Regions from separate parts of the Homo sapiens genome. Here region 1 is linked to region 2. Evidence: read pairs that join two places in POLR2A ChIA-PET (ENCODE). Cell type or tissue: HepG2. All regions are shown on one strand. Links, peaks and the distances in the headings refer to the core of each region. The heading gives the core; the rest is flanking DNA. Region 1 holds the start of HES4 (hes family bHLH transcription factor 4). Region 2 holds the start of LOC100288175 (a long non-coding RNA gene).

Region 1 (13,338 bases), core at 10,820-13,319, 52 kb before region 2:
CTGGAATGCAGTGGCAAGATCTCTGCTCACTGCAGCCTCTGCCTCCTGGGATCAAGCGATTCTCCTGCCTCAGCCTCCCGAGTAGCTGGGACTACAGGCACCGCCACCACACCCGGCTAATATCTGTATTTTTAGTAGGAACGGGGTCTCACCTTGGTGGCCAGGCTGGTCTTGAACTCCTGACCTCAGGTGATCCGCCCGCCTCAGCCTCCCAAAGTGCTGGGATTCCAGGCGTGAGCCACTGTGCCTGGCCTACAGGCAACCGATTTTTCAACACAGGTGCCAAGACAATTCAATGGAGGAAAGAATGGTCTTTAACAATCACACCACTGCACTCCAGCCTGGGCAACACAGCCAGACTCCATCTCAAAAAAAAAGCAACTGACAAATAGAAGAGTGAGCTGTGGGACAACTTCAACTGATATACATGTAACTGGAGTCAGTCCCAGAAGAGGAGAGCTGCCCCAGCTCCACCTGTCCCTACCCCCAGGGTCCCCCACACCCGTTGCCCTGTCCAGGTCAGAGTGAGCCCAACGGCTCAGATGCCGCTGCCTTCCTCTGCCCACCAGCTTCCTCTCTCCACGCTCCATGCTGAGCTTATAGGCTGACTGTAAGTTCATTCTCACATTGCTATAAAGAAACGCCTGACAGTGGGCTGGGTGCGGTGGCTCAAGCCTGTAATCCCAGCACTTTGGGAGGCCAAGACAGGCAGATCACTTGAGGTCAGAAGTTCGAGACCAGCCTAGCTTCAACAAGGTGAAACCCCGTCTCTACTAAAAATACAAAAATTAGCCAGGCACGATGGTGGGTGCCTGTAATCCCAGCTACTCGGGAGACTGAGGCAGAAGAATCGCTTGAACCCGGGAGGCGGAGGTTGCAGTGAGCCGAGATTGTGCCACCGCGCTCCAGCCTGGGCGACAGAGACTCTGTCTAAACAAAACAAAAGAAAACCCAATCTAACAAAGAAAACCTTACTACAAAGCTACAGTCATCAAGAAGACAGTGTGATTGATAATAGAACAAGGATAGATGTATAGATCGATGGAAAAGAATTGAGGGTTCAGAAATAGGTCCTCACATTTACAGTCAACTGATTTTTTTTTTTTTCTGAGACAGGGTCTCACTCTCAGCCCATCACCTGGGCAGAACCCTGCTGATCCTGCAGATCACTGGACCCTCAGGACACTGAGGTGTGAATGCCAGAAGGGGACAGTGGGACATCAGGGAGGCTGCCACCCCAGGGCCCTTGCCCCGGCTGCGTCCGAGGTGGGTATAACCCTGGGGCTCCAGGGGGCCGTGGGGCAGCAGCCAGGCATGGTGAGGAGACAGTCCTGGACCCAGGTGACCACAGAACCCGGCGGGGCGAGCTTCAGCCTCACCTCTCACAAGCCCCGGCTCCAGGCAGCCCCAACCCCACCCCCATCCCTAACTTGCCGGCGCCCGGAGTTCATGGGCCTGGCCTAGACTTCGGTCACCACAGGGACTGAGGTTCTCCAGATTTCAAAAGCCTGTGATCTGCGGTTGTGTTGCCCCGTTCCCCCCGCGGCAGACAAGCCCAGACACACACGGCCCAGACACCCCAGAGGCAAAGGAATTCAGCAAACATTTATTGACCCTTGGTCCTCATCAAGGAGGCAGTGAGAGATGAACTGGAAGTGACCAGGGGCTGCCAGCCACACCCCCTCCACCGAGAAGATGACTTTCACCTACTATTCAGCAGAAAACCAAAAGCCAAGATAAAAATCGCTGGGGAGGGGCAGGGATGGGGGACCGGGCCAGACCCCAGCTGCTGAGCAGCCGCCACCTGAGGTGGGGAGGGGCAGGAAATGTCTGGAGAGTAGGGAGGGCAGAAAGGACCCCCACGTGAGGGGGCACCCCACATCTGGGGCCACAGGATGCAGGGTGGGGAGGGCAGAAAGGCCCCCCCGCGGGAAGAGGCACCCCACATCTGGGGCCACAGGATGCAGGGTGGGGAGGGCAGAAAGGACCCCCCGCTGGAGGGGGCACCCCACGTCTGGGGCCACAGGATGCAGGGTGGGGAGGACAGAAAGGACCCCCCGCTGGAGGGGGCACCCCACATCTGGGGCCACAGGATGCAGGGTGGGGAGGGCAGAAAGGACCCCCCGCTGGAGGGGGCACCTCACGTCTGGGGCCACAGGATGCAGGGTGGGGAGGACAGAAAGGACCCCCCGCTGGAGGGGGCACCCCACATCTGGGGCCACAGGATGCAGGGTGGGGAGGGCAGAAAGGACCCCCCGCGGGAGGGGGCACCTCACGTCTGGGGCCACAGGATGCAGGGTGGGGAGGGCAGAAAGAACCCCCGCTGGAGGGGGCACCCCACATCTGGGGCCACAGGATGCAGGGTGGGGAGGGCAGAAAGGACCCCCCGCGGGAGGGGGCACCTCACGTCTGGGGCCACAGGATGCAGGGTGGGGAGGGCAGAAAGAACCCCCGCGTGCCTAAGCAGGTTCTGGTGGGCGTCCTGGCTGGGTGTAGGCAGAGGCTGGCTCCCGGAGGCCCGAGGGGGGCTCTGAGAAGGGGGCGGCCTGAGGGGGAGCCCAGGACAGCCCCTATGCTGCCCCCGTCCAGCCCGGCCCCTCAGGCTGTGTTTCCTGAGACCTCGCTAGTCTAACCCAAACCTCCCAGCTCTGTCATTCAAAGGGATGGATTAGGTCCCCGTGGGTCCATTTCCCTGTTTTGGGTGCTGAGGACAGAGCTTCTGGACAGACTCAGCCCTCGCCCTCTGGAGCCCCGTCCAGCTGGGCCCGGATGATGCACCACCCAGCCTGCGGCAGATGGGATGGACGACAAGTTAGGAGGAAACAAGGGGGAAAAGCCAGGGGGCAGGTGGTGTGGAGCACAAAGGAACCCAGACTGCGAAGGGACTGCCCAAGGACTGTGATTCCCCCAGAACCTGAGTGGTCCCTGGGCAGCTATGCAGGGCCCTTTCGCCACAGTGGAGAGGGCATTCAAGGCCAGAGCCTGGTGGAGAGATGCCCTGCCCTCTTGGGACCCACAGCCCGGGTGACTTTGTGGGGTGCCTCTCTTACCCTGAGCTCCTCCCCACACTCCCAGCTTCGCTGCCCCAGGCCCTCCTTCCCCTTCTGCACTGATGCCTTCTCTGAGCAACTCCCCTCCCCCGGCCACGCTGAGCTTCCAGCTGCCCCCAAGAAGACCGTCCCTTCCTGTGCTGCTGAGGAGGCCTCCCTCACGGGGTCTCAAGCTCCCAAGGGGAAGGGGGCCTCCCTCACGGGGTCTCAAGCTCCCAAGGAGAAGGGGGCCTCCCTCATGGGGTCTCAGGCTCCCAAGGGGAAGGGCTACTTTGAGGCTCTCCTGGGACCAGGACCCCCAGAGTAGGACTGCTGGGGGGACCAAGGGTGGGACCCCCAGCCCAATGCTACCCCGCCCAGGGTCACTGGCCTGGCCCTCGGAGCTCAGGGAGGGGGCAGGGCAGCCAGGGGCCAGGGGTGGCCTGGCTTGTTGGGCCTGGGAGGCTCCTACAAGCTGTGCACGGCTGTGTCCTGGAGGGCCCAGGGGGGCTCCTGATGGAGGCACAGACTGGGGCCTGGAGGGCCAGTGCTGGTGGGAGGGCTCGCTCGCCTCCCGTGGGCCCTGGTGAACTCGGCCCCAGTTGGGAAATGGCCCTGGGTGCGGCTCAGGGGGAGACCCTCTGCCTCGGCTGAGTGCCTCGAACTGCGCCGGACCCCCCCGAACGCGGGACCGGGATGGCGACCGCGGCGCTGGTTCAGGGGAACGTCCGGCGCTGCCTGGTAACTCGGTGGTCGACAACGGCACGTGCTCGGGACGATGAGGGAGGAGCCCCCAGTCCTCACCCACTGGGGAGGCGGAACCTCCCTTACCGGGGCAGGGGAGGCTGCGGGCAGGGCCGACGCCCTCGTGAGCGACGTCCTTGGCCCCGGCACTCGGTGTCCACAGCCCAGCTCGGACCCGCGCGCTCCCGCCGGGCGCCCCCCGCACAGACGCCTGGAGGAGGGGTCTGCGGTGGGCACGGGCAGCTCTGCACTTAACAGGAGAACCCAGCGGGGGTCTTCAGGGCCAAGGGCGGCCGCCCTCATCCCAGCGCCGCTCAGGACCGCAGCCTCCGCCTTCCGCGGTCCGGGGACTGGGAGTCGGGAAAGGGGCCTCCGAAAAGTAACTTGCCCGGCGATGCTGCGCGACCGCCTTCCAGCACCGGGAAGATTCTGGGCACTCAGGGACGTTGAGCTTCCCACCTGAGCCTCCGGGGGGACCCCTCACAACCGCCACCGCAGAGCGAGGCAAACCCAACGCGGGGGCAGAGGGCGGGTGCGCATGCGGGGCTGCAGGGATGCGGAGGGGAGGGCGCGGAGCGGAGGGCGCGGAGCGGAGGGGTCGCCCTCAGTCCTCGGTCCCGCCCCCAGCCCGCCCCCCCGGGCCCGCCCGACGCCCCCAGCCACCTGCAGACCGCGGCCCTGGGAGGAGGGCGGGACCCCGGCGCGGCGTGGCTGCGGGGCGCTCCCAAAGTCAACTCTTCACCAAGACAAAGAAAGAAAACTCGTGACGCAGACTCTGGAATAATAAATACGTTTTCTCTGCTACAGTCTCGGCAAAGGCCACGGCCCTAGAACGGGGCGCCGCCTCCGATGCAGTCTCAGGGCCACAGCCTCAGCGCAGCCACGGCCTCCAGGGCCCACCCGGGCCCTGCGGCCCCGCCCTGGGGGCGGCGGGCAGCGCCCGGGTCAGACCCGGCAGCAGCGGCGGCGCGAGCAGAGGGAAGGGGCCGCCGAGCGATGGCAGCAGCGGGCGGCCCGCGTAGACCTCGGGCGCTGGGGCCTCTGCGGGGGCAGCCGGGGACAGCGAGGCCGGGCGGCGGGAGGGTCCCAGCTGGCGCAGGCAGGCTGCCAGGTGGCCCAGCAGGCGGGAGCGCACGTCGGCCGGGACGCCCTCGCAGCCGGCCAGGAAGCGGTTCACCTCCGCCAGACACTCGTGGAAGCCGGCGCGGTACTTGCCCAGAACGGCGGGGTCGGCGCTGAGCGCGGCTGCGGGAGCGACACAGGAGGAGAGGTCGGTGCCGGGTCCCGGGGGTCCCGCGCCCTCCCCCCGCCTCCAAGCCGCCGCCGCCCGCGCCTCACCCGTCACCTGCACGCGACGCAGGCTCCGCAGGTGTCTCACGGTCATCTCCAGGATGTCCGCCTTCTCCAGCTTCGAGTGGCGGGAGCTCTGGGGGCGGGGATAGGCGGGAGGTCCAGGTCAGCTGCGACCCAGACTCCGGGTCTCGGGCCTTCGCCCCCGACTTACCTCTTTTCTGAGGGCGTCCAGGATGAGGGTTTTGAGCTGAGCGAGGCTCTCGTTAATACGCGCTCGGCGCCGCTTCTCCATGACCGGCTTGGAGGACTGCGGGTCGGGCACCGGCTGAGTCCCGCGTCCCTCCCGCCCCCCGGTCGCCCCCCTCACGCCCGGCCGGGACCCCACCTTGCGGTGCTCGGCCGCGCTCCGGGGCTTGTCTGGGGTCCGGCTGGCGCTGGCCGGCGCTCCTGCCATCGGCGAGGCGCTCGGTTTCCCCGGCGTGTCTGCGGCCATGGTGCGCCCCGCGCCTCCCCGTGCCGGGTGGAGCGCGCCGCCACGGACCACGGGCGGGCTGGCGGGCGAGCGGCGAGCGCGCGGCGATCCGAGCCCCTAGGGCGGATCCCGGCTCCAGGCCCGCGCGCGCCTCAGGCCGTTTCCCTATTTAAGGCCTCGCCGCCGCGGGGTGTGTGAACCCGGCTCCGCATTCTTTCCCACACTCGCCCCAGCCAATCGACGGCCGCGCTCCTCCCCCGCTCGCTGTCAGTCACGCCTCGGCTCCGGGCGCGGCCTCCGCGGGCGACAATGGCATGCGGGGCCCCCGCCCGCGCCCCCCTCCGACACCGCTGGGGACAGGGCCGGGTGATCCCGCGCTCCCCGATGCAGCCGGGGCCGAGCAACGCGCCGGGAGGGGCCGCTGGGGGCGAACGGGGCCCGGGACCCCCGGGGCTGGGCGGAGTCTCGGGGCTCACTCTCCCGCCCAGGGGGCCGGGAGCCGGGGCTGGACGGAGCTGGGGCTGTGGCCGCGCGGGAAGTCGGGAAGGAAATTCCCCCAGTGGCGCAGGGTCCGGCGGCGCCGAGGGGTGGGCGAGCCTCGGTCTCGAGCCTCTTGGCTTCCTCCGCCCGTCCCCACTCCGGTCCCGGTTTGGGCCCTGCTCGGTCTCCGAGTTTGATCCGACACCGGCTCGGCCTCCGGGGGTCCCACCCTCAGGTGTGCGGCCTGGAGCACGGAGGGCTGCAGAAAGCCTTGGGAGCGACAGAGCCGGGGGAAGGTCGGCGGCCGGGTCGGCAGGCGGGAGGGCGGAGTCAGCGGACGGCGAAGGGGCGCACGGGTGGCCCCGCAGAGCAGGGCCGGTGATGGCGCGGGCCGGGCCGGACCACGAGGAGCAGAACGTGCGCGTGACGCGAGCGGGCTGGTGACGTCACCAGGCACCCGGGGCGATGACGCAAGCCTGCTGGGATGACGTCATGTGGCCCGTGTCGCCACGTGCTTCCAGGTGACCCGCTGGCGAACTCAGCAGCAGCAAAGTGGGGCTCACAGAAAAATGAGGGGCCACTGTTAATATAACTGCAAAGGGGCAGGTTGCGTAAAACAGGGCTGTGGTTATTTTCGTGTTTGCTGTTTTTATTTCGAATGCCGCTGCGGGGCACGTTGGTCCTTTCCGCACTCGGGGTCCCCGGCGGCCTCACGCGTCCGTGCAGCGGAGGCTTCCTGAGCCCCCTGGAGAGCCTGGCCTGGGCCCGGGTGTGGAGACCCTCCCGGGCTTTCAATCCGGGCAGGAGGCAGATGGCAGACTCAGCAGTCACGTAAGAGAACCGAATTAGGTGGGTGGCCTGGGTGGACAAAAGCCTTCTTGACGCCGGGTGGTCCCAAAGGCTTCTGCGGGGTGGGGGGTCCTCAGGGGGGAAGCCTCAAGGGAGGGCGTGGCATTCCCAGGGTGCGAAGGGGGCGCAGGGACGAGGGAGGTGGGGAGGGGGAGCTGGGCCAGCGAGAACCGGGAGCTTCTGGTCGGGGAGGGAGTCGGGGAACTTTTTGGGGAGCTTTTCTGAGCCAGGGAGTCGGCTGATTGGCAGGTTCGCCCCTGCCCGGGCACCTGGACCCAGGGTTTCTGTGCGGAAGCTTCCCCTCCCCTCGGACCCCACGTCTAATCTGGCCCCAAGCAAAGTCCTGCGGCCCACGCGGGAAGGCGCCCTCTTCGCGGCGCTGACCCCGGCCCTCCGCGGTGCCCCTGAGGCGCCCCCCACACCCCGCCGCTTGCACAGGGGCGCGGGGGGCTGCGAGGCCGGAGCGGGGGTGGCGCCCTCTCCGCCGAGAGGCTGTCCGCGCCCCTCGCCGACTGGGGAAAGCCGCGGGGGCTGGGCGGGCGTCTCGGAGGTGGCCCCGCGAGCACTTAAGCCCCGGCTCTCCTGCCCCGACCTCTCTGCGCGCGCCTCGGCGCTGGAGAGGCTCGGACCGGCCCCGTAGCCCAGGAGGTGGTGTGGATGGTGTCCCCGTCCCGCGTCCCTCCCCGGCCTGAGCGCTGGGCCCGGGCGGGAAAGCCCGCGAGCGCCCCCAGTGGCCGCAGTCGCCGCCGCCTCCTGCTGGGGGTCATCCCAGGGGAGCTGCCGGCCTGAATCTCCCCAGCCCCTGGGCCCCGGCTTGGGAAGAAATTTGGGGGGGCTCTGGGCCTCCCCCAGTCCCTAGACAGGCAGGGAGTTCGGGATGGAAGGAGGAGCCTGAGGATCGTTTTTATTTATTTTTTTTTTGTAGAGATGGGGATCTCCCTATGTTGCCCAGGCTGGTCTCGAACTCCTGGCCCGAGACGATGCTCCTGCCTCGGCCTCCCAACGTGCTGGGACTACAGGCGTGAGTCTCCTCCCTGCCAAGCGTGGCTGGGACTGATCATTCCCTCACTGGTTTTTAGATGGGCTCACTTCCCCTCCTTGTACCTGTTTTCTCATCTGTAAAAGGGAGCTAACTTTTTTTTTTTTTTTTTTTTGAGGCAGCGTCTCGCTCTGTTGCCCAGGCTGGAGTGCAGTGGCACCACAACCTTTGCCTCCCGGGTTCAAGCGATTCTCCTGCCTCAGCCTCCCAAGTAGCTGGGATTACAAGCATGTACCACCACGCCCGGCTAGTGTTTTGTATTTTTAGTAGAGATGGGGTTTCACTGTGTTGGCCAGGCTGGTCTTAATAGGAGATTCTACTTTTTTTTTTTCTTTTTTGAGACGGAGTTTCACTCTTGTCGCTCAGGCTGGAGTGCAGTGGCACGATCTGGGCTCACCACAACCTCTGCTTCCTGTATTCAAGCGATTCTCCTGCCTCAGCCTCTGGAGTAGCTGGGATTACAGGCGTGTGCCGCCACACCTGGCTAATTTTTGTATTTTTAGTAGAGATGTAGTTTCTCCATGTTGGTCAGGCTGGTCTCAAACTCCCCACCTCAGGTGATCCACGCACCTCAGCCTCCCAAAGTGCTGGGATTACAGGTGTGAGCCACCGTGCCTGGCCAGGAGATTCTACTTTTAAAGCCACTGACGGCGTCCAACTCATAGTGAGCACCCACGCCCATCTGCCAGGGTTCCTGCCCCTGGGCAGCAGCTGGGGTCCTTGCTGAGCAGAGGCAGGAGGGGCCACCAGCACTTGCCTCTGCTCTTCTGGAGAGGAAGAGACCCCCCTGCTCCCTGCCCCCTGCCAGGGAGCCCACTCCAGGATCTCCGGGGACTGTGTTCCTCCCACCTTCTTTGCCACAGGACAGCTCCCATCTGTGTGTCTGTCTCTCTGGGTCTGTGCCCTTGGCCTCTGATGGTCCCCTCCCTGCCTCTCGAATCTGGCCTCGATTTGTGGTAGGGGCCTCAGGGTTCCTGAGGGCCTTGGGGTTCCCTTGCTCTGAGTGTGGGGGTGGATCCTGGGCTGCAGCCCAGGATGGTGCCGACACCTGGGTTGGGGGCAGGTTGCGTTTTTCAGAGACGGCCGTGATAGTATCTCCCATCCCCATATCTTGAAATGCCTTCTACATGAGACTCTGTGACAGTCTCAGCTGGGAAGAATGGGGTGTTTGGCAGGACATGACTTCTGAGGCTGACTTGGAAGACGCCATGCGTACCTCGCTGTCCTGGGACAGTCGCTCTTGGAACCCAGCTGCCGTGCTGGGAGGGAGCACGCCCTGGCCTCAAGGAGAGGCCCCGTGGAGGAATCAGCATTGGATTCCAGACTCCTGAGCAGCTTCCGGCGCAGGTCCCAGCGCGCCCCGTTCCAAGGCTGCCCGCACACAGTAGGGTGGTTGCTGAGCGTGCTGTTTTGGGGTGGTTTGTGGTGCGGCACTCAAGACTGGAATAGTGGAGGTGGGCTGGGGCCCTGACCCAGGGAGAGTGACCCTTCCCTCCTCACCCCTGCTCCCTCCTCGCTGATCCCTTCCTCTCTTCCACAGAGGCAGAGGCTCAGCGACTTCCCCACCCCTCCCCCCCATCTAACGGGTGCTTCTTGGGAGCCACTGAAATCCAGCCGACCTCCTGGCCCTGAGTGGGTCAAGCTCCAAATGGCGGGTGGCCCCGGGGCATCTGCACAGCCCCCTGTTAGCTAAGGGGGGTGACTGATGAGGACATTCACACGCCAGTGGGGAGACTGTGGGGAAAACCGGGGTGTCTTCTAGGCTGGACCTGGGGGGGCCTCAGCCTTGTTGGGGGGTCTCCTCACATTGGGCCACTGTGGCCGCACTCCATGACCACAGCCAGTGTCCCCAAAAGGCCTGTGAGGTGCTGGCTGTGACCTCCCCTCCCAACCTCTGACCCAGAGGTGGCGGCTGCCATCTCGCCACGGCCCTCAACACCCCCCTCACACACTGACTCCTGACATCAGAGACCTGTAGCCACCCCCTGCAGGTGGTCCTCAGCATGGTCCCCAACTCCTGCCCAGGGCAGCGGGCTGTGCACTCAGGCAGCTGGGGCCAAAGCCACCGAGGAACCAAGGCTGGGGTGGGGGTGGGTTTCTCTCCCGGAGAGCCGAGGTGGGCGCAGAGCTGTTCCTGGGTGTTTGCTGGGATTGTAGTGACAGAAGGCCAGGGCTGCAGGAATCCAGGCTGCCAGAGAGAGACCAGGACTCAGGCAGAAGCAGCAGCACCAGGCTGGTGCCACTGCCACCCCACCTGCATGCCTTCTCAGCAGCGGTGGGAGCTGTGTCTCCAAGCAGGATGGTACTGGAGTCTCCCCACCCTGCCTGTCTGGGATGCCCTCCCAGCCTGTTCCTGCTCCCGGCAGGCGCTGCTTTTCTCTCTGCTGTACCAGGACGAGGTGGGTGCCCTTGTCCCTCCTCACTGGCACTCCCAGACTGCTTTCCTTTTCCACCAAAACCACCCCCGCTTTGTGACCAGACCTCACTGTGTTGAAGTCATCGGCACCCCTTTCCTGCAGGAGGGGACACCTGCTCCCTGTCACTCTCCCGGCCATGCCTTCAAAATCCACACCAGCAATTCTCCAACTTTGACTTCCTCTCTTTCAGGGGTCCTGTCCCCTCCCCACTTACCCCACTGGGTCCTTTCTCCCAACTGCACCCCTCCACGGTCCAGCCTCTCCACTCTCTCTGCCCCCCTCCCAGCTCCCGCCTCTGCTGTCCGCCAGCCCTGAGATCTCGGGCAGATGCACAGCCTGCATCTGCGGCTTCCTCCTCCCCTGTCTGTTCTCTCCTTATCAAGAGAAGCCTATCTGGCCGGCCATTGTGTCTGCCCCTCACCCTCCCTCCTTCCTGTTCATGTGGGCAGACCACAGCCCGTGTGGAATCCCTACCTTCTTGGTGGCTTAAGCACCACCTGCCTATTCTTTCCGTAGTGGGGATCAGGGCAGTGCCAGTGGCTTCCTGGGGCCTCTCACAGCCTGCGGCCCTGGGCCAAGGTCAGCTGGGTGGGAAGGGCCCAAGGGTAGCCATGCTGGACACCTGGGGCTGCTGTCCCTCAGCTGCCGGGCTCTCTGCCAGAGCCGTGCAGCCTGGAGTCCTACCCACTCTCAGTCAGCTTCCTCCTAACACATGGCCAGCGTTCCAGGAGGGCGAAGTGGAAGCCTAGGGACTCTTGAGGCCAGGATCCAGAACGCACATAGTAAAATCTCCACCACACTCCATCGGCCAAAGCAAGTCACAGCAGCCAGATTCCAGAGGAGTCGAAGCACACACTGACCCCTCCTCCCCTCCACCGCCTGCCTCTGCCCTCCCCTCGCAGGGGCAGGGCTGCCTGATGAGCCCCCTGGGTTTATCTGCCCTGCTGGCCCTGGGAAGGCTGGGATGAAAGTGTCATTTAGTGGCAGGGACTTTAGGGAGCCTGGTATGGTCAAGCCCTAGCCCCCGCAGCAGTGCCCCCGCAGCAGTTCCCCCCGCAGCAGTGCCCCCAGGACAGCTGGGCCTGGGTCTCCAGTGGGTCGGAGTTTTCTGAAGCCGGCCGTGGGTCGACCTCGCACCCGGTGACTGCCCCAGGCGGAGGGGCATGCGTGGCCCAGCGCGGGGGCCCTGTCCGTGGCCGTGTGGGGTCAGGTGTCCGGCTCGGGGCTTCTGGGCCCCCTGCTCCCCAAAGGTGTGCAGCTCCCGCGTCCCCTGCCAGGTCCTTTAGGTCTAAGAGGGTCCCTCTTGTCCAGCGCACCAGGCTCCACGTACCCCCAACCCCTCCCCAGCTGGGTGCCTCCCCCTGGCTGGAACGGCAGCCCTCCCTGCTCATGGGCCTGCCCCTCCACTCTATCCTCCCTGACGCAGCCAGTGGCATGCTTCTAACCTGCAGATGCCCTCCCCAGGGGCCAAGCCCACCAGACACCAGGCAACTCTAAGTGGCCCACTGGGTCCACTGTGTGGAGTGGGACCCTCCGCCCTGTCTCAGGTCCTGCTGTCCCAGGAAGCCCTTACAGGGGGCTGCAGCTGGGGGGTGACATGCCTGCCGAGTGGGTGGGGAGGCTCCGGCCCGGTAAGATGGGATCCAGCAGTGCGAGACTGTGGCCCAGGTCAGATGGTGGCAGCTCGGCCTTCCTGGTCCCAGGTGGAGAGACAGGGTGAGGCTCCTCCCCATGGGATCTGGAGGGGAGGGGCTGCCTGTGTAATCAGCCCAGCCTCGGACGTCAACAATCCATGTTTCTTAGGAAAGGCGGCCAACCCAGGGTCTCCAGTGACACGTTTCCGGGTCATCATCCGGTGGCCACAGGGAATCACAGGCTCGGTGTGACTTTCTCAGAGCGCCATGGTGCCCCTGTGGGGTTTCCCAGCCCATCCTGTCCTGTGGGACAGGCAGAGGCCCAGCCGTGTCATCGGAGTGACCTTTGAGCTCTAACCAAAGTCCACGTGTCATCAGGAGCCATGAGTCACTCAGGTGCCATCCAGGGCGGCGGCTGAGGAGTGGTGACTGGCCAGATGGGAAGGCGGGGAAGGGTCTGGATTTGAATGAGAGCGAGGGAGTGGGCTGCAGGCTGGTAGACTCCTCCAGATGGATGAGGCCAGACCCCTGCAACAGCCATCCCGAGCAAGGCTCAAGCCTCCCTGAGAGTCCAGGGCGCCAAGTCAGCCCTGCACCTGGCCCGGGCCTCGGACCCCGACGGGGCTCACCCACCTGAGATCACCCTGGCTCTGCGGGAAGGCAGGAAGCTTTGGCATGATCCTCCACGGGCGAGGATCACGTAGAGACGTGTAGAGACGCGACGAAGCACGAAGACCCGTGTTTGACGGGTTGCCAGGTGCCTACATCAGAGCTCATTAAATTACACATTAAATAGATGCACGTGTGTGTGTCAAGCTCCCCTAATTCAAGTTGTAGAAAATCAGACTCAGAGTTCTTACACTCGGGGGTGTTTTAGCAGCTGCGCCTCAAGATTCTAAATTCAAACGCACACGGAATAAAACATTTCGGTTTATCGCCAGGCGCGGCGGCTCACACCTGCCATCCCAGCCCTTTGGGAGGCCGGGGTGGGTGGATCACCTGAGGTCAGGAGTTGGAGACCAGCCTGGCCAACATGGTGAAACCCCGTCTCTACTAAAAATACAAAGATTAGCTGGGTGTGGTGGTGGGCGTCTGTAATCCCAGCTACTCGGGAGGCTGAGGCAGGAGAATCGCTTGAACCCGGGAGGTAAAGGTTATGGTGAGCCAAGATCATGCCACTGCACTCTAGCCTGGGCAACAAGAGCAAACTCTGTCTCAAAAAGAAAAAGAAAAGAAAAAAGAAAAAGTTTATTCCCAGTAAAACACGTTCAACTCTCCAGATCGTGGTGACATTTCCAGCTTGATGTGGTAACGTGATTGTGAGCTTCAGGTATGACCTTCAGCATAAATACGTGTGCCATCTCCTGTGCAATTCTTTTTT
Region 2 (5,916 bases), core at 1,388-3,887:
CCGTGCTGCCTGCGCCAGCCCCAGGCTGCTGAGGAGCAGAGGCCAGACCAGGGCCGATCTGGGTGTCCTGACCCTCAGCTGGCCCTGCCCAGCCACCCTGGACGTGACCGTATCCCTCTGCCACACCCCAGGCCCTGCGAGGGGCTATCGAGAGGAGCTCACTGTGGGATGGGGTTGACCTCTGCCGCCTGCCTGGGTATCTGGGCCTGGCCATGGCTGTGTTCTTCATGTGTTGATTTTATTTGACCCCTGGAGTGGTGGGTCTCATCTTTCCCATCTCGCCTGAGAGCGGCTGAGGGCTGCCTCACTGCAAATCCTCCCCACAGCGTCAGTGAAAGTCGTCCTTGTCTCAGAATGACCAGGGGCCAGCCAGTGTCTGACCAAGGTCAAGGGGCAGGTGCAGAGGTGGCAGGGATGGCTCCGAAGCCAGAAATGCCTTAAACTGCAACGTCCCGTCCCTTCCCCACCCCCATCCCATCCCCACCCCCAGCCCCAGCCCAGTCCTCCTAGGAGCAGGACCCGATGAAGCGGGCGGCGGTGGGGCTGGGTGCCGTGTTACTAACTCTAGTATGTTTCTGTGTCAATCGCTGTGAAATAAAGTCTGAAAACTTTAAAAGCATTGCTTTTGTCCATCCTCACCAGCGCGCTGGCCCGTTGGCTTCTTGCTCCGCTTTGTGGTGGGAGCACGGACTTGGAGCTCCCTTGGGTGGCCCTGGATGGAGCCAGGCCCTGCACAGGGATCCTTGTGGCTGATGAGGCCCTGAGTGGGGAGCACACACTGCTGAGCACTGTGGGAGGCGGGGCCGTGGAGGCAGGAGGCTCTCTGGCGTGCACGTGTGGGTGCGTGTACGTGTGGGGGTGTGTGTGTGTGGGTGCGGGTACGTGTGGGTGCATGTGCCTGCTCTCTGGCGTGCACGTGTGGGTGCGGGTACGTGTGGGTGCGGGTACGTGTGGGTGCATGTGCGTGTGGGTGCGTGTGCCTGCTCTCTGGCGTGCACGTGTGGGTACGTGTGGGTGTGGGTGCGTGTGCCTGCTCTCCGGCGTGCATGTATGGGTGCATGTACGTGTGTGTGGGTGCGTGTGCCTGCTCTCCGGCGTGTATGTGTGGGTGCGTGTGCGTGTGGGTGCGTGTGCTTGCTCTCCGGCGTGCATGTGTGGGTGCATGTACGTGTGTGGGTGCGTGTGCCTGCTCTCCGGCGTGTATGTGTGGGTGTGTGTGCCTGCTCTCTGGCGTGCACGTGTGTGTGTGTGTGTGTGTGCCTGCACACATAATTGGCCCACATCTGTGTCAGAGCACAGGGTTGGGAGGAGGCTGCACCCAGGACTGGAAGGGTCTGGGGGGAGCCAGGGTGCGTGGGGCTGTTGGGCAGCCTTTTCACTGGCCCAGGTGTGCAGAACCAACCCTTGGCACTGCTGGAAGCCCCTAACTAGAAACCCCTGGGGTAGCTGGGCTCCTGGACTCCCTCTAACCTGCTTCCTAAATTAGTGTGTGGGTGACAGCACTGCAGAAGCTGAGCCTCAGGGAAGGGCGCGGTGGCTCACACCTGTCATCCCAGCACTTTGGGAGGCTGAGGCTGGAGGATCGCTTGAGGCCAAGAGTGGGAGATCAGCTTGGGCAACATAGTGAGACCCCATCTCTGCAAAAAAATTTCTTTAATTAGCCAGGCGTGGTGGTACACACCTGTAGCTCCAGCTACTCCGGAGGCTGAGGCAGGAGGATCACTTGAATCCAGGAGGTTGAGGCAGCAGCAAGCTGTGATTGCACCACTGCACTCCAGCCTGGGTGACAGAGCGAGAACCTGTCTAAAAAACAGAGCTGGCACCCAGCACCGGCAGATGTGAGCCCTGGGGAGAAGCAGGGGAAGAAGGGGTAGGGTGTGTGGCCAGCTGGGTGGCCCTTCGCAAACTGCTGTCTCTTATGAAAAATAACTAAGTGTAGTTTTCTATTTTGTATTAATGATTTTAAAAAAAAAGCCAGGTGCGCTGGCTCACACCTGTAATCCTAGCACTTTGGGAGGCCGAGGCGGGTGGATCACCTGAGGTCAGGAGTTCAAGACGAGCCTGGCCAACATGGTGAAACCCTGTCTCTCCTAAAATACAAAAACTGGCTGGGCATGATGGTGGGTGCCTGTAGTCCCAGCTACTCCGGAGGCTGAGACGGGAGAATTGCTTGAACCCAGGAGACGGTGGTTGCAGTGAGCCGAGATCACGCCATTGCACTCCAGCCTCAGTGGCTGAAGGAGACTCCGTCTCAAAAAAAAAAAGAAAAAAGAAAACCACAAAAACATCGAAATAAAATAACACCAATGGCTGGGCACATTGGCTCATGCCTATAATCCCAGCACTTTGGGAGGCTGAGGCAGGCGGATCACCTGAGGTCAGGAGTTCAACACCAGACTGGCCAACATGGTGAAACCCTGTATCTACTAAAAACACAAACATCTGGGCGTGGTGGCAGGTATCTGTAATCCCAGTTACTCGGGAGGCTGAGGCACGAGAATCGCTTGAACCCGGGAGGCGGAGGTTGCAGTGAGCCGCGATTGCACCACTGCACTCCAGCGTGGGCGACAGAGCGCGACTCCGTTTCAAAAAAAAAATGAAAAGATAATACCCACAAGCTCCACACCCAGGAGGTCCCATGCGTCTGAGTGTTTGCTTTCTGGGCTTTTCATCACCTGGTCCTCTGGGGATATGCTGACCGACCCTGTGTGCCTGGCAGGTGTCAGGCACTGGGGGTCGGGGAGGAGAGAGTCCAGGAGCGGTGGCCACACACAGGTCGCTGACGGTGGGGGGCCAGGGTGGGGGCAGACTAACTTTGGTTTTCAGGAAAGGTCCAGAGAAAACACGCCCAAACCCAGACCCGAAGCATGAGCAGGGGGAGGGCAGGTGAGGAGGCCAGAGGCGGGGCATGTGGTGTGGGTCCATTGGACGGTGTGCAGGGCCCTGTGGCTTGACAAAGGGATCTTTCAGCAGGAAGCGGAGGCGTAGGAGCGGCCAGAGGCCAGCGTGCAGGACAGAGGCCACAGGTCAGAGCAGCAGAGGCTGGACAGAGATGGGCAGGGCAGGTCCAGTGGGGCTGCGTGGGCCTGGGGAAGAGAGCTGGGGGTGCTGCCTGAGGAGCTGTGGGAGGCTCCTGGAGGGCTCCAAGCAGGAGGCCACCAGATTTCATGAAGACGCCCCTGGCTAGGACAGGGTGCTAGGCTGCAGGGGGAGCAGAGGGAGGGATTTGGGGGAGAATGGGCGGGTCGAGGGGGGTGAGAAGAGGCGCTCAGGGACGTGGAGATGGAGCTGGAGGCACCGGAGCTTTGGGTGGATTCGCCCTGATGCGTCTGGAGGGATGGCTGGGCTGGGGAAGCTGGGGTTCCCTGAGTGGGGTCCAGGGGGCCGAGGGGTGCCAGGCAGGGAGAGGCTGGGCTGAAGCCTGAGGCAGGTGCTCCTGCTGGGTGTTGCCTAGGAGAGGAGAAAAAGCCCCGACGCCAGAAATGGAGGAGGGAGGAGGACCTCGGAGGGGAGGAGGAGGGTGCGCAGAACCAGGAGAGGCAGTTTGGGGAGCAACCGCTGCGGAGCGCGCAGGACCCAGAGGACTCAAAGGGGACCTGGAGGGTGACGAGGCCTTCCGTGGCCGGGGGTGAGGAGGAGGGAAGCCGCGCGGGCGGAGAGGCGCTGGTGGGTCCCAGGTTGGAGGCTGTGGGTCTGAGAGGCGAAGCCCAGGGGAGCCCGGGGCCACCGCTGAAAAGGATGGCAGCTGAGCGCAGGCGAGGGAGAGGCGCGCGTGTCCGGGACAGACCGCGGTGGGAGCTCGACTCCGGAAACCGGCGGGCCTGGGGCTGGGACCTACAGGGAGGCGGACGCGGCACAGCCAGGGAGGTCGGTCCCGCGGGCCCCGCCCCGCCCCCCAGCCTGGAGCGCCCCCCTCCGGCCCCGGTCCGCAGTGGAGGCGGCCCCGGAAAAGCCAGAGGGTCTTGGAATGGAGGGCGGGACGGAGCCGCCTGCAACGCCCGCGACCCGCGACCCGGCTGCCCGCGGGACCCCCGGCTCTGAAGCGGGGACGGCCGGAGCTTCCGCCTGCAGCCCAAACTCCCAGGCGCCCGGCAAGAGTGGCGGGCGCGGACCCTTTAAGAAGGCCGGGGGGCGTGGCCTCGGGGCGTGGCCCGGGGCGTGGCATCGGGGCGAGGCTTCGGGGGCGGAGCCCAGGCAGCGCCTTCGCGGAGTTGCCGGAGGGTGCGGCCGCCCAGAGCGCACCCCGAGCGCCGGCGAGCGGCGCGGTGAGACCCTCGTGCAGGTGAGCCCGGCGCACGGCGGCCCAGAATCCTGGACCCCAGGAGAAGCGTCTACGGCCCCGACAGGTGGGCGTGGCGAAATGCCACCCGGGCCCTCCTCGCGCTCCCAGCTGGGTCACGCCTCAGACCCGGGGTCCTGGACGCCTGCCCCCCTCCACCCGCAGGCCCTGCCAGGACACTTTGGTCCCTGGCCCGCCAGGCCTGGCCTCACTCAGGCTTGGCTGTGGGGTCAGAGTCGGGCAGAACGGAACCAACAGTCCTGGCAGGCCCAGGCGGTTGGAGGAGAAGTGGTCGGCTCTGGACACCTTTGTTGTTTTTTGTTTTTTGTTTTTGAGATGGCGTCTCACTGTGTCACCCAGGCTGGAGTGCACTGGCGCGGTCTTGGCTCACTGCAACCTCCACCTCCCGGGTTTATGCAATTCTCCTGCCTCAGCCTCCGGAGTAGCTGGGATTACAGGTGTATGCCACCATGCCTGGCTAATTTTTGTATTTTTAGTAGAGACGGAGTTTCACCATGTTGGCCAGGATGGTCTTCAACTTCTAACTTCGTGATCCACGCTGCTGGGATTACAGGTGTGAGCCACCGCGTGTGGCCTCTGGGCACCTTTTGAAGGTAGGATGAGAGGAACTCATGGATCGGAGCCGGCAGGGAGCGCCGAGGGGGGCCGGGGGCAGGGCGGCCACCCTTGCCTGTGTGGGGAAGATGAAGAAGAGGGTGTGGGCCGCGGGGGCAAGATCAGGAGCTTTGGGTTTTGAAGATGTTAGGAAAGACGTGCTGCTGACTTTGCAAACGGAGGTGCTGAAACCGGGTGTCTGGAGCTCAGAGAAGAGGTGGCGCTGGACTGGCCTAGACTCTGTGCAGACACAGAAGAGCCAGGGCCTGGGGCTCCCATCGAGGAGGAGGACAAAGGGCCCTGGCCAGGGCAAGGTGGGAAGCCGGGAAGTGCAGCCTCCACAGAGCCTCGCAGAGAAGGCGCCACTGGAAGAAGGCGGCACTGACGGCCTCGGAGGCTGCTGAGGACCGGCTGGGCCCCGACGTCCGTGGCAACCCTGACAGCCAAGTCCTCCGTGGGCTTGGAGGGCGGGACACGGCTCTGGAGATGAGGGAGAGGACGGGCCGTGCCGACCGGCACCGCGGTGTTCCTGAGCAGTGGCACCGTGGCTGTTGCTGAATTTTATTATTGTTAATTAATTTATTTATTTTTATTTTTGATACTGAGTTTTTCTCTTGTTGCCCAGGCTGGAGTGCAGTGGCGAGATCTCGGCTCACCGCAACCTCCGCCTCCCGGGTTCAAGCGATTCTCCTGCCTCAGCCTCCCGTGTAGCTGGGATTACAGGTGCCCATGACCACACCCGGATAATTTTGTATTTTTAGTAGAGACGGGGTTTCACCATGTTGGTCAGGCTGGTCTCAAACTCCTGACCTCAGGTGATGCGCCTGCCTCAGCCTCCCAAAGTGCTGGGATTTCAGGCATGAGCCATCGCACCCGGCCATGAATTTTAATTCATTCCTATTTACAAATCACACAGCCATACAAACTTCTTCCAGAAGTTGTGCTCAGAGGGGAGCAGAGGGGCAGGAGCTGCAAGGAGTGGAGGCAGGGCCCGAAGGAGGAGGAGGAGCTGGGGCCCCGGG

The links. ChIA-PET counts read pairs that join two places held together with the same protein. Peaks named below come from ENCODE experiments on the same cell type or tissue, not always from the same donor. Only the 100,000 strongest peaks of a DNase experiment are listed, where the experiment ranks them.
Region 1: POLR2A ChIA-PET joins it to region 2 with 11 read pairs; 21 of 35 experiments call an interaction of 5 or more read pairs at or near these places.

The regions. Positions count from the first base shown.
Region 1 is chr1:994,415-1,007,752 of GRCh38, forward strand. HES4 (hes family bHLH transcription factor 4) reads right to left here and starts at 5,683. Exons shown (of 4, transcript NM_021170.4): 1 at 5,452-5,683; 2 at 5,278-5,373; 3 at 5,112-5,199; 4 at 4,550-5,018. The coding sequence starts at 5,559. The coding sequence ends at 4,645. RefSeq lists silencers at 4,649-4,958, 5,509-5,648, 5,719-6,098, 6,199-6,248, 7,326-7,675 and enhancers at 7,726-7,865, 11,714-12,699. In HepG2, for the core only: no CTCF peak of the experiment used is centred there; DNase peaks (open chromatin) are centred at 10,998 and 12,257; H3K4me3 peaks cover 1,281 bases.
Region 2 is chr1:1,055,501-1,061,416 of GRCh38, forward strand. AGRN (agrin) reads left to right here. Exons shown (of 36, transcript NM_198576.4): 36 at 1-616. It overlaps LOC100288175 (a long non-coding RNA gene), which reads left to right and starts at 4,234. Exons shown (of 4, transcript NR_148960.1): 1 at 4,234-4,346; 2 at 4,780-4,893. RefSeq lists enhancers at 3,225-4,068, 4,914-5,757 and a silencer at 3,812-4,451. In HepG2, for the core only: no CTCF peak of the experiment used is centred there; a DNase peak (open chromatin) is centred at 2,951; H3K4me3 peaks cover 1,169 bases.